Linked DNA regions of Mus musculus: all the other regions are linked to region 3. The links are chromatin contacts, found by Hi-C or POLR2A ChIA-PET in ENCODE. All regions are on one chromosome and are shown on one strand. Each heading gives the region's core, a stretch centred on a gene start or an enhancer-like site at or near the end of the contact. The rest is flanking DNA. Distances are from core to core; before and after follow the strand shown.

Region 1 (4,399 bases), core at 1,626-4,125, 310 kb before region 3:
AACTCTAGGCACTACCCTTCACCATAGTACACTAGAGGGTTGCTATTCTTCCATTGTACAATAATGCCTTTAATATGAAATGTTACATTATTTATAATTGGTATCATTAATGTATCTTTTTATAGCTGTAAGTACACGGAGGTAGTGTATTTAACCTTCTGTAATATACTGTACTTAGAAATGAAAATCTATATAATGTTAGATCTCACTTCTTTTAAGGTTTACCCCTGTGGTATGGTTTTTAAATCAATTGGATTGGGGATTTTGATCTTAAGTTCAGATTGTGTGTTCAGCAATGAAAAAATAAAGTTGGACACAGAGAAACATTGATTGTTTTTCATTGGAGGACTAACCCCATTTGAATTCTGTGGCAGGCCCTTCTCTTTCTGAGACTTCTGTGCGATGTGGCTTTTGATAAGACAATGGGAAAATGAAATCACACGCCTCCAGTCGGGCACGCACAGGGCTCTTCTTGATGGTAACGGCCATTTCTACAGTCTTGCATGGTGAAGAGCTCCGTGGCTCACAGGCAAAGTGTAAGGTGCCTTCTATGCTGCCTAAGTTCCTTTTAATCACAAGGCAACAATGGCAAGTGCAGAAAATGAGGATTTGGGGAAAAAAATCCTGTCCCCAAATAGTGGCCATGTGTCTACTTTTGTGACTTTGTCTATGATGATCTAAGGGTCTAGACTTGACTTAGCTGAAGTTCTTAAGGCTTCTAATTGCCAAGAGACATCAGTTACCCGGTTATGACCTGACATTGATGTTGCAGCAGAAACCTTGTGTAGGCCTGGAACGATCAAACTGTGAACTCAGCATTGCAAGACCAGGCCTCTGACACATGTGAAAACATCACCCCCTTAAAATATGGTGCTGGAGGTTGCACCAGAGCTTTCTCAGTAAGCCCCTCTGCTTGTGTTGCTATATTTATGAGCACTTCATATCTGATCCAAATGTGAGCATAGGATGATATTAAAATGACACCTCCTATTGTCTGATTAATTAGAGCACGCCTGCCTGAACAGAACCACTCTAGAGACATGTGTGAGTATGTGTGTATAAGTGTGTGCAGGTGCAATTATATGCATGCACTTGGACACATTCTCTCAAAGAAGACATTATGGGATGTTCTAGTTTCAGCTCTTGGTGGGTGCCTACTTTCTAATGCCTACTAGAATCCTTGTAGCCAACTGTGATTGTAGGTGGAGACCGGAAGAGGGTCTTTAAATTATTGTGTGTGTGTGTGGGGGGGGGAGACATCAAACAAAAGTGAGCATTTGGCTGAATAAAATCGAGTGTCAGAAGACAAAAGGAACAGTTAGCCTCCGCAGTGTCATGCTCATTCAGGGAGGTGGGTGGCTGATCTACCTCTGACCACTGTCTATCAGAGGACCCCTTTGTAGACAGGGTAATTCCAACCTCAGACTGAAAGTCAGGGTGGGATGTGAGCAAACCCAAGAAAAACATGGGTCTGCAGGAATGAAAAAGAAGTGAGAAGGAATTTTAGCTATTCTGTAATTGTCTCCTTTGCAAACTTGTGATTAAAACACACCTACTGGGTACAGTTGAATACTGTGATATGGCCATCTCAAAAAAAGCTCATATATGTGTCGAATATTCCAGACCTTTGTTTGCTCGTTTGTTTGTTTTAAATTGGGCACTTTTCTTAACCTATTTCTAAGATTGTTTAAAGTGGAAAATTTCTTGCCACTTAAGCATAGGCAACACAAGTCCTCTTAGTGTGTGTTGGTCCTGGCTCTAGACATGGACTTCCTTTTAGTAACGCTAGGTGGCAGTGATGTATGTATGCCCTGAAGGCGCCACCAAGCCAGGCTCATTCAAACTGCTGACGCCATGCCTTGCAAATTATTAGGGACTTTTCCATAGCAGTCATGTTGCTGGCCTTGCTAATTGGTCTGAGGACCTCGGTGGTGAGGACAGGATTGCAGAACCCCACCTACATTTTTGTAACAGTGTTCGATGGAGGAAAAGAAGAGCGAACGTAGAAGAGCTGCGAGGTTGTGGCCTTGCCAACTAGGGATACAAACTCCAACTCTAAACAAACACTTGAGGTGTTCCCAAAATATCTCAGGCGGCCCACGGCTTCTCAAATTCTGTGAGCTGCCAGTGAGGCGGTCTGTCAATGTTCTTTGCACTTGGTCTCAGGAATATTCATTCTTACCAGTAAGAAGCACTTCGGTCCAGTACTGATTTTCTACCAAGGATTATCTTTTCTCGGGGAAAACGAGCGGAATCCGAAGCTTGCCTGCTGAGTGTATAGCCGCGTTTGGTTATTAACTTCAGTGGAATCAACTGACAACATTCCACCTCATCGCCACAAGCAGCCAGTCAGGGTGGCATGCTCCTGTAATCCCAGCTACTCCGGAGTTCGAAAATCGAAAAATATTCATCAGCTAGTAATATCTTTGCAAACGTCCATAATTTAAGTTAGCGAACTCGTGTGGTGAAAAAGCGCAGTTTACAAAACATCAACTTTTAAAATGTAGTTTCTGCACCGCTCCATAAAGACCTGCACACACATTAATATTCTCGCTCTCTTAATATTTACAGTCACAGTATATGGCCAGCAAACAGGATAAAAATTAATCTGTTACTCGAGCAGGGTAGGAAAGGCACAACCTTGTCACTGTGCCTGTCCGCAGGGAAGGCAGCAAAGCATTCAAATTTGGAGAGGAGTCCACAAAGTTTCAAGACCCAAGCGTCTACCGAGGCACAAGAGCAGTGAGCTTGGTCACCGACATCTTGCAGCTAGGGAAACCGAGGCAGGCCATCCAGGGGAGGTCGGGGCGGCCGACCCTCTGGCACAGCCCTGCTTCCGCGCCACCCGCCCTCTCCGCCCGCCAGGCGGCCGCAGGATTGAGGAAGTGCGTCTGGCCCCCGGCGGCCAGAGCATTGCAGGGCAGAGTACGGTAGGACCGGCAGGCCCCGGCCCTCTGATGTCGCCGATCCGCGGCTTCCAGACCCTGCCGCCGCAGGTAAGTGCTGCTCCGACCCGCGCCCTGTCCGAGGACCCGAGCGAAGCCCGCACCTTAGATCCAAGCTTTGCCCGCACCACCCCGTCCCGCGCCCGGGTCCCCGCGTGCAGCCGCCGTCGCCTGCTTGTGCCCTGCGTCTCGCCTCGCCCCACAGCTCCTCTCCCCAGCTCAGCACCCCGTACCCCGGGCGACCGCGTGCTCCGGACCCCGGCCTGTGTCCGGGACCCGCAGGTCACAGCTCCGGTGGGCGTCTGGAACTCGGGCTGCCCGGGGTCTCTTCGCTGCCTCTCTGGGCTGCGCAGCGACCCTCGCCCCTTGAAGGGTTAAAGCGAGTGCAGAGCTAGAACCCGGGAGCTGGGGCAGCCGAAAACCAGCCTGGGATCGGAGCGGGGCGGGGGCGGGGAGCCGAGTTCAGAAACAAAAGTAGGAAACACTAGGGAGACTACAAAGTTCTTTTGCGTTTGGAAAAAAAAAAAAAAAAAAAAAAGCCTGACTTTTAACTTGGGAGTGGGGGTGGGGTCTAAGCGTGGGAGTTCGTGGGCGCGAGTGGCTGGAGGCAAAGGCCCAGCGAGGCTCTTCCCGCGCGTGCGGGACAGCCGGGTGGTGCTGGATGGTCTGGAGGTCTTCCCCTGCTCCACGCGTGGGGCATGTTTCTCACCCTGTGGTCCCATCACTTTGCCTATGGGCTCTGTTGCTTGGAGCCAGTGGCAGTCCTTAATGGATGAGAACAAGAATTCCTGGAGGGGCAGTAAGAAAGACAGCAATGGAGAGACTCTAGGGATGCTGACAGCCAGTTCAGTCTGGCTTTTAATAGTTTGAGGCCATTACGTTTTTCTCTTACATGATGCTCATCCCTGCAAAAACCGGAGCAGGATAGATAGGGTCTTAAAGGCAAATTCTCTTAGCAAATTCTCACCAAATAACCTATTTTTGATGAGTTGGTCACTCACACTCACATAGCAGCATCAAAGGACCTACGATTTGTACACTTTGAAAAACTTTAGCATTGAATTCTTTCTGTGATTTGGTTTTCATTGTCCTTGCTCATGTTCCAGAAGAATATAGCATACCAACACCTAATTTGTCCTTAGAGGGGCTTTTCTAGTCAGCCAAACGTTTCCTTCCCCCACACCTACAACAGTCTCCTTAATAGTTTGGATATAATTATTATAACTAACTAAATAAACCAGCTAAGGAGATGGCTCAGTATACAAAGCACTTGCTGATCACGTGTGAGGATCTGAATTCAGATTCAGAATCCGCTTAAAGCCAGATGAGACAAAGGTGCAATCCCAGATGCCCCCACTTCAAGATGGGAGATTCCCTGGAAGCTCACTGGTCAGCTAGCTTTGTGTGGGCAACATGAAGAAGAAGCCTTGTCTCAAACATGGTGCAAAGCAAAG
Region 2 (4,065 bases), core at 1,245-3,744, 390 kb after region 3:
TTTCTCAACACCCTTTTTTTCCTTTCCTTTCCTTTTCTTTTCTTTTTTTTTTTTTTTTTTTTTTTTTTGAGACAGGGTTTCTCTGTGTAGCCCTGGCTGTCCTGGAACTCACTCTGTAGACCAGGCTGGCCTCGAACTCAGAAATCCGCCTGCCTCTGCCTCCCAAGTGCTGGAATTAAAGGTGTGCGCCACCACACCCGGCGCCAGCAAGGTCTTAAGGTCCTCCTGAACCCGCCTCTGGGATACAGGTGCACGCAGCCACGCCTAAGGTTTTACCCTGGTGCTAGGGACCCAAGCACTGGCCTTCATCTGTGCACAGACTGTTCTCACCCCAAGATTTTCATGTTTGGAAAAAAAAATTAGCAGTGAGTCAGAGGTTGTTGAGGGCAGGGCCTCGTATATACTAAGCATATGTTTTACCGCTGAGATATACTCCTAGAACCAAATGCAAGATTTAAAAATACTTTCCAGTGCAGTTATAAAAGACCACAGTGAAATCATTACATCATAGCGCTGACCAGTAGAGGCTACGCTTTTAATGTTATGATGCATGCCGTTGGGAAAAGTGAACTACAATACTTACGACACAGGTAACAGAGGGCTTCACTGTGCAGTCGAACGTGACAGGCTTCCCGTAAGTGCAGGAGACATTGGTCGCACATTCTATACAGTCTGCAGGAAGTCTGCTACACAAACCATTGCTTGGACACTTCGTCATGTAAGGAGGGATTTCAGTACTTTCTGTGAGGTGAGAGAACAGCTGATTCTCTACGGATGGTGAGCAAAAGAACAGTGAAAGGCAATTTTCAATGGTGGCGAGATCAATCAGCAAGGACACATGTGCTAGAATGCAAACAGCTTGGAGTTGGGGTCAGTGACACCTGCAATCTAAGAGGGTTTCTGTCACCAGCTGGCTGTGACCTGCTAACTGGTGTGATTAGTAAAACGTCTCTCCTTCCTGCTTCCCACATGGCCATGAAAACTATAAGTGCTCATTGAGAGACAATGTGGGCCCAGGTCAGACCCAAGAGCTATTAGCACAGAGGACAAACTAAAGCTTGGATAAGGCAGAGTCTATGCAAAATACCAGAGGACATGTTGGACAGAACTGGAACCAGAACACACAGCTCTCCAAATCCAATCCAATGTCCTTTCCAGCAAAAGTTACTGATGGAAAAATGAAGCCCGGACACGCCCCCTTCGGCGCGCCCCCACCACAAAAATGACAACACCCTCAGCCCTCCAATTCTAGAAAATACTGGTGTTAGTATATACGTCGAAATAAAAATCTGTGAAATGCCTCTGCCAGTTTCAAGTCCAATCCCTGAAATAATAGGACTCCAAACAGATGAACCTAAAGAGCTAGCGGACAGTTAGCAAAACAGGAATACTTGGAAGTGACATGAAGTGGCTAACGCTATAAATACCATTTCCCACTATTGTTCCTATCTCCATGTGGCCCGAGGTTGGAAGGTTCAAATCACAAGGCTGAAAAGGCCTTAAATCAAGATAACTACAGTGGCTGCAAAGGTGAGGAAACAAAGATCCCTCAAAGCCCGATCTCACCCGGATTATCCTCCAGGTATCTATCCAACCTTCTTAACCCAGCACATCATATAACATTAGGGAAGCATTGTAGAGTTCGGTGTTTGGTTGGTTGGTTTTTAACTCAAGGGAAAACAGTACTGGCTAAAGAACTGGAAGAGAGTGGAAAATAAAAAATAAACAGAAACGAAGAGTCCTGTAAGGCTGGATGAAGAGGTAAGTCATAGATTTCAAAAAGACCAAAACTGTCTACTGAAAGCGGCTGTCTGCCCTTAATTTACATATCTAAACAACACCACATCTAACAGCCAAAACCAAAAGGCGACTTCTTATACTAAAGAAACCTGTATCGAAAACAAAGGGGGGCGGGCAACTACTCCTTATAAATATGCACATTTACTAGAATAGAAAACGTCTAGTACCTGCTGCCCTGGGAACTACAGAGAATGTACGTGTTGGGCCCGGATCCTTTATTGCCTGAGCCAGCGGCTGCGAATGCTCTAAATTTAAGGATCCTACAATTAGAAAGGCATGTTATCATGGGATAGGATACCCTTGGTTTGTGTGCTTAACAGGTAGGGGCTGCACTGGGCATCTACGGCTCAAGAAACGGAAATGACGGGGTCGACTGGGGTTCTGGGCTACCGACTCAGGGAACACCGGTTTTCGGGGCGGGCTGGAGCGCAGTGCTGCGGCCTCGGGCTGCGGCGCCCAGGCGTCGGTCGCCGGCCTCCTGCGGCTCCGGGGACCCCCTTGCCACCAGCTCACCCGGTGCGGCCCCCAGCCTTGAACTCACCATCTCCCGACAGAATGTAGCACTGGGACAGGAAAAGCAGCACGCGGGACAGGTGGCGGACAGACCGCAGCGGCTCGGCCGCAGCCTCCATTTTTGTCGCTGCGCGTGCGCACTTCCGGGCCAGGAGGCGGGGCTGTGGTGGGGGCGCGCCGAAGGGGGCGTGTCCGGGCGCGGCCCGCAGGCGCACTGCTGCGGGGCGCCGCCGGCGGGTGTCATTGCTTCCCAGCTCGGAGGTTGGGTGGTCTCCTTGTCGCCGTGCTCTGAGTGCTGTTGGCCAAGGGAAATGAATGAAACTGGGGACCCGCAGCAGCAGGAAGTAGCTCGGACCAGAATAGCCCCTCACTGCCTTTGAAGAGATGCCCTTCTCTTTCCATTGGGAGTCTGGGAAACGGTTGTGATGCGATGTGGTTAGCCCATTTTAGTTCCGCTGACCCATGAAGCCAGGGAAGCAGCTCCAAGAGTCCCATGCACCAGGACCCAGGGCTCCTGCCTTAGGTTTTACCACAGCCTGTTGGGGGACACGCGGAGTTTAGAGTTCCTCTGAGACTGGAAAAACAGGTTAGGTCTCAGGGCCTGGGACAAGAGCCAAGTGTGTGGAATTTTCACGTAGGAGCAGAGTCCAACCCCAAACTGGCCAGGAGAGCAACCTCGAGGAGGGGGAGCTGCTCTCTGCAACCTACGTTGTTTCTATGGCATATACTTCAGGAAGCATGCTGTTGGTATGTCTCTCTCTGTTGACTTGCACTTTGGGGTCCCCAAATTCCCACTTGCACATCTGATAAGTGAAAAAGTACATGAAATGGTGTTCGGCGCACAACAATCCTGCAGTAAATGTTAGCTTTAAAAATGGTTACAATTCGCACCCTACACCCTCACACTGGTTTCATCTATGATGCTTCACTCTTCATGTTCAGGAGAATCAATAATATATCAAAGACTGATGCTTCTCTGCATCTAATTTGAATTCTGCTGCACCTAGTGAAATAAATCTGTAACTAATTTCTCTTTGGCATAACGGTATTTTAATTAAGTGCCAAGACAATAAGGTTGAAATCGGAACTACAGGGTCTGGAGAGCTGAGTCGGCAGTTAGGAGCACTGGCTGCTCTTCCAGAGGACCTAGATTTGATTCCCTGCACCCACCTGCGGCTCACAATCACCCAGAACTACAGTTCCAGGAATCTGGCACCCTCTTCTGACCTCTATAAGCACAAGACACTCTTGCAGTGCCCAGACAACAGACAAAATACCCATGCACACAAAATAAAAATAATTTAAATATATCAGAAATGCAGTCCAGAGGCACAGACAGGCAAATCTCAGTGAGTTCTAGGCCAGCCAGAACTACATCGTGAAACCCAGTCTTGATTTAAAAAAAAAAAAATCAGAAATATACTCGATTCAACATACAAGTGAAACACCCCAGGAAAGCAGTGGTTCAACTCCAGGCAAGCGTCCAACAATGGAACATACCGAGGCTCTAGAAACACCATGTGATGCATTTTATTTAGGACTTTAGTGTTTCTAAAGATAAATATAATGAATTATGATTAGAAGCATTAAAACTGTAACTCTTAACTCACAATGCAAATAACAGATTGTACAAAATCTCTTTGAGGTTTCATAGTCCTTTGCCACTAACAGGATATTAGTACTTCTCTTATGATTGCACACTAAATGAAATAGCAATTCCAGCTTTGGGCATGAGTTTCAGTGTGAACTTTA
Region 3 (3,993 bases), core at 1,274-3,773:
GGAAGGAAGGAAGGAAGGAAGGAAGGGAGGGAGGAAGGAAGGGAGGGAGGGAGGGATGGAGGGACAGACAGACCCTAACACTGAGTTTCTGGTCACTCACAATAATTCTAGAGAGGTTCACTGGGGGGTGTCGCTGGAGCACAAAGAAAAGGGTGACATTTTCATTTTAATCCTCTGTAAATTAAGACCCACTAACTGGCCCAGCCACAGCTAATGGGAACAGTGAAAGTCACAAAGCCAGCACAGCTGCTTGACCGCTATCTATCAAAGCTGAGCAGAGCGATACAATCGCTGTCACATGGTCTTCCACTTCTGGTCTTGATCTCCATGTGTTGCATGCTTGGGGACTTTTAATATTTGTACAACTTGGGGATTGATGGGAAGCGTATGACTCTCTTATGCCTTCTCCCAAGAGGACAGCTTCTAAGCGTTCCTAGGGGAGTCCTAAGCATACCACTCACCCCACTTTTAGGGAGACATCCTTATCTGGCTCTACTTGAGGGTCTTCCTTAGGCCCGGAGGTTGTGTCTCAAATAAAGACACCAGAGATCTCCTTGTGAGGCTCAGGCTCCAAGATATCCTTGGATCACGCACTCGCCTCTCCATTTACTCAGGCACAAGATAATTAGAACAAGGTAAACTTAAAAGAGAAATAAGACTCAGCAGGCTGGAGAGGTTGGCAGCCGATCAATCAGGTTAAAGCCTCTTCCTCCTGTCACTCAGGGGAATACGTGGCATATATAACATTGGGGGGGGCACATATGGAATGCCCCTCCAGGAAAAAGATACAACAACAAAGTTAAACCGGCTTGAGTTATCTCTGCCCTACACGGGGGCTTATCCTGATGGACAAAGGATGGTGTGGATAAATGATAGAAGAATGAGGGATTAAGACCTCCCTTGGAAAAATTAGTCTATGCAGGACCACTGTGATGTCCTATGGCCAAGGAACAAAAGAATACCAAGTTCAGACCTAAAAATAAATTCCACAAAGATAAAAACATTGTATTACATCCAAAATTGAATAATAACTGTAGCAGTTCTGGCCTGAAGATTTTCCTTGGGCCTAATGACAATTAGCACTCTAACCATCAAAAGTTGATTAAATAAACTGCTAATCTACTGCCATAGGACATGACAACCTACCCAGGCTGGCTTGGAGATTTTCTGTCTAGTGCCTTTGAAACCATAAGAGCTACCAGCCTGAGAATGGACTGTCATGCTTTGGCAAAATATGCCTCTAGATTCTTTAAAAAAATGGGCTACGGGGTTGATGAGGGAAAATGATTGTAAAAGATAACTCTGCTCTGTCACGGTTTATCAATGATGGCTAAACTTATGACTACGAGGAAGCTAAAATACATCTGGGGACAAAAATATGATCTATGAATCCATCCCTGTCTACGGAGTGCTGTATAAAGCAGCACCCCACTTCCAGTCAGTCAGGTGGCAAGATTCCCAGGACCCCAATGCCTGATCCCCCCACCCCCACCCCCGCCCCTTGACACTTCTTGTTTCCTCCACAAGACCTGGCCATCTCCAGGGACTGGTCCCCATGCACCGAACAAGATGTGCATTGAGTATGCTATACACCATCACGGAGTCTTTGCATCTCAATAAAAATCTTTCAAACCTCAAAGGCATGTCTTGCCACCACCCACTAAGTAAATGACAGGCGCCTTCATTTCTACCACATGGCACTAACCCAGAACAGTCTCGGCTTGGTCCAGCTGTCTCTGCCTCAAAGCCCTCAGTCGAAGGGAGAGCCTCTGGATGACAATGTAGAGTAGGATGCAGCTGAAGAGGATGTACCAGCCATAGCTGGCCAGCAGGGAGCCCACTGGGGGGAAAAAAAAAAAAAAGAGAAAGAAACCAGTTTCAGAAATGGTAATAGCATTTTTTTCAATAATACTCTACAAAAATAGTCATAGCTTCTTCTTTCAGAACCTTCACAGTCTAGCTGGAAATGGACTCCTAAGAAGCGAATCGCTGGGTACAGAAACTTCTCAACTACAAGGGGACTCGGGAGTAGCCCGGAGGGTGCAGAGCCCAGCAGCTAGGTTCTGAAGGACTAAAGGGGACGTGTCTATCTGATTCAGGAAAGCAAAGGCCATCCAGACTCCGTGAGTTACACTTTGTTAAGGAGTGAGACAACAGTGTGTTAGTGTCGGGTAGAGTGAAACGCCGGGCGGAGGACTCCACTGCAAAAGGAAAATGTTAAAGGGACTCCCGTGAGCCAAGTCCGCGAGCGCCCGCCCAGCTAGGGCGACTTCGAGAAAGGTGAGCTCCGGCCCAACAAGCAGGCTCGGCCAGTCCGCGGCGTTAACGCCAAGCCTCCTGGAGGCCGACCCACCGAGCATGGCGGCGCCCGCCGCCCCTGACCTGTCACGTGCAGGAATCGCAGGCTCTCGGTCTCCAGCGCCGGCCTCGCGGACAGAGGTTCCTCATCGCGATCCATGGCGGCCACCGCCACCGCCACCAACGACAAGCCCGCTGCTCCTCTCTGCTCTGCGCTTCCGGTTCGGCCCTATGTACACGTGGCGCTCACTGCCGTGGCGGTACTGACCTATCGTGGCTCGACCTACCTCGACGCTCGACCAATCACAGGGGGGGTGTGACCAGAGGGCGGGGCTGAAAGATGCCCAGGCGGAAGCGCGTTTGACTTTCAGGGAGGAGCTCGCAGCTCAACTCGGCATAGCTCGGATAACCGATCTTGTATTTGATACTGATTGGACATTGAGGCTCAAGAGATTTGAAACCTCCTGGAGATGAGATTTGAGTCCCGCCCTTGTCACCGGGCCCTAAAGGTTTGCAGCATAGATTCCCCTCCCCTAACGTGCGGAAAGCGATCTACTTAGAATTCCTTTCTTCTGATCCACTGTCTCAAGGGAAGGAATTAATGTAGTAATGACTTCAACTTAGGCTCTTATGTGTTACATTACCACAGTTTTTGTAATGGTTCTCTGCAACATACTAGGAAGGCAATAAAGGAGATAGCTGCGATTTGAAAAGGAACTGATGGAATCAAGTTTCCATAGATTAATGGGATTAAGAAGGTGAGAACTCTGTGGTGTTTAAAGGTGGGATCCTTTGGGAAACTACTATATGAGGTCAATGTGGGTGTCCCCAGAGAAAAAGAGACTAGATTTCTGTGCACCCCACCGTGAGATGACTCAGCCTGAGGAGCCTGATGGAATCTATACGGTGCTGTACCAAGCTTGAGGACTTTGAATCTCCAAAATGGAAATAAAACTCACTGTGTCATAAAAACTAGTCTGTTAAGGATCTTCTAATTCAGCGACTCCATCTGGGGACATGGGAGAGAAAAGCCTGGAGTCACTTCACATTATCAACCACCTTGAAAATAGACTTTGATGACTGGATATGAAGCTAAGAATATGAAGATAGCCATGAATTTGCTGATTTTTTTTTTCAGACACAACATGGCTTTTTTAAAAAATTGCTAAATTTTTAAAGTTTTATGATTTTAATAGTTTTCTCAGTGGTAAAAAAGGATCAGTTTAATTTTTTTTTCTTTTTTGGTACCGATGACTGCCACCCCACCTCTGAGGCCAGTTTGAACCCTCTCTCTTTGCTTAAGGTGATTTCTCACATCATACAGAGCAAGTGAAACATCTGGTTACGAGAGAGGAGGTTGCTCATTTGCCTGTTGATCCAGTCCCTTAACATCTGCAATCATGATGATGAAATAAGTAATGTTTAGTTTCATTAAAAGACAAGGTGGAGGGGAAATGTTGGCACACACCTTCAACCCCAGCACTCAGCAGGCAGACACAGGTGAGTCTCTGAATTTGACGCTCAGGACAGTGAGGGCTACACAGAGAAACCTTGCCTTAAAAGCCTTTAATCCCCGCACACTGGTTAAGAGGGGTTAGTTTCATTAAAAGAGGAGGTGCTGGCTCACTCCTTTAATCTCAGCACTCAGGAGGCAGAGGATGGCTGATCCCTGAGTTAGAGGCCAGCTCTGTTTAC

What was found. Hi-C counts contacts between places; a loop is a spot of excess contacts on that map. ChIA-PET counts read pairs that join two places held with the same protein, here RNA polymerase II (POLR2A).
Region 1: POLR2A ChIA-PET joins it to region 3 with 11 read pairs in Patski. The contact joins the promoter of Lrrk1 here to the promoter of Selenos in region 3. POLR2A ChIA-PET finds 5 or more read pairs at or near these places in 2 of 5 experiments (Patski and embryonic stem cell).
Region 2: POLR2A ChIA-PET joins it to region 3 with 10 read pairs in Patski. The contact joins the promoter of Tm2d3 here to the promoter of Selenos in region 3. A Hi-C loop is called at or near these places in 1 of 37 maps with a recorded cell type or tissue (left cerebral cortex). POLR2A ChIA-PET finds 5 or more read pairs at or near these places in 3 of 5 experiments (Patski and embryonic stem cell).

Annotation. Positions count from the first base shown.
Region 1 is chr7:66,386,817-66,391,215 of GRCm38, reverse strand. It overlaps Lrrk1 (leucine-rich repeat kinase 1), which reads left to right and starts at 2,875. Exons shown (of 34, transcript NM_146191.3): 1 at 2,875-2,996. Aldh1a3 (aldehyde dehydrogenase family 1, subfamily A3) reads left to right here. Exons shown (of 13, transcript NM_053080.3): 13 at 1-324.
Region 2 is chr7:65,691,846-65,695,910 of GRCm38, reverse strand. Tm2d3 (TM2 domain containing 3) reads right to left here and starts at 2,494. Exons shown (of 5, transcript NM_026795.3): 1 at 2,342-2,494; 2 at 584-768. The coding sequence starts at 2,432. Gm33234 (a long non-coding RNA gene) reads left to right here and starts at 2,469. Exons shown (of 2, transcript XR_391545.3): 1 at 2,469-3,060. Tarsl2 (threonyl-tRNA synthetase-like 2) reads right to left here. Exons shown (of 19, transcript NM_172310.2): 19 at 3,818-4,065.
Region 3 is chr7:66,078,179-66,082,171 of GRCm38, reverse strand. It overlaps Selenos (selenoprotein S), which reads right to left and starts at 2,523. Exons shown (of 6, transcript NM_024439.3): 1 at 2,383-2,523; 2 at 1,706-1,840. The coding sequence starts at 2,458.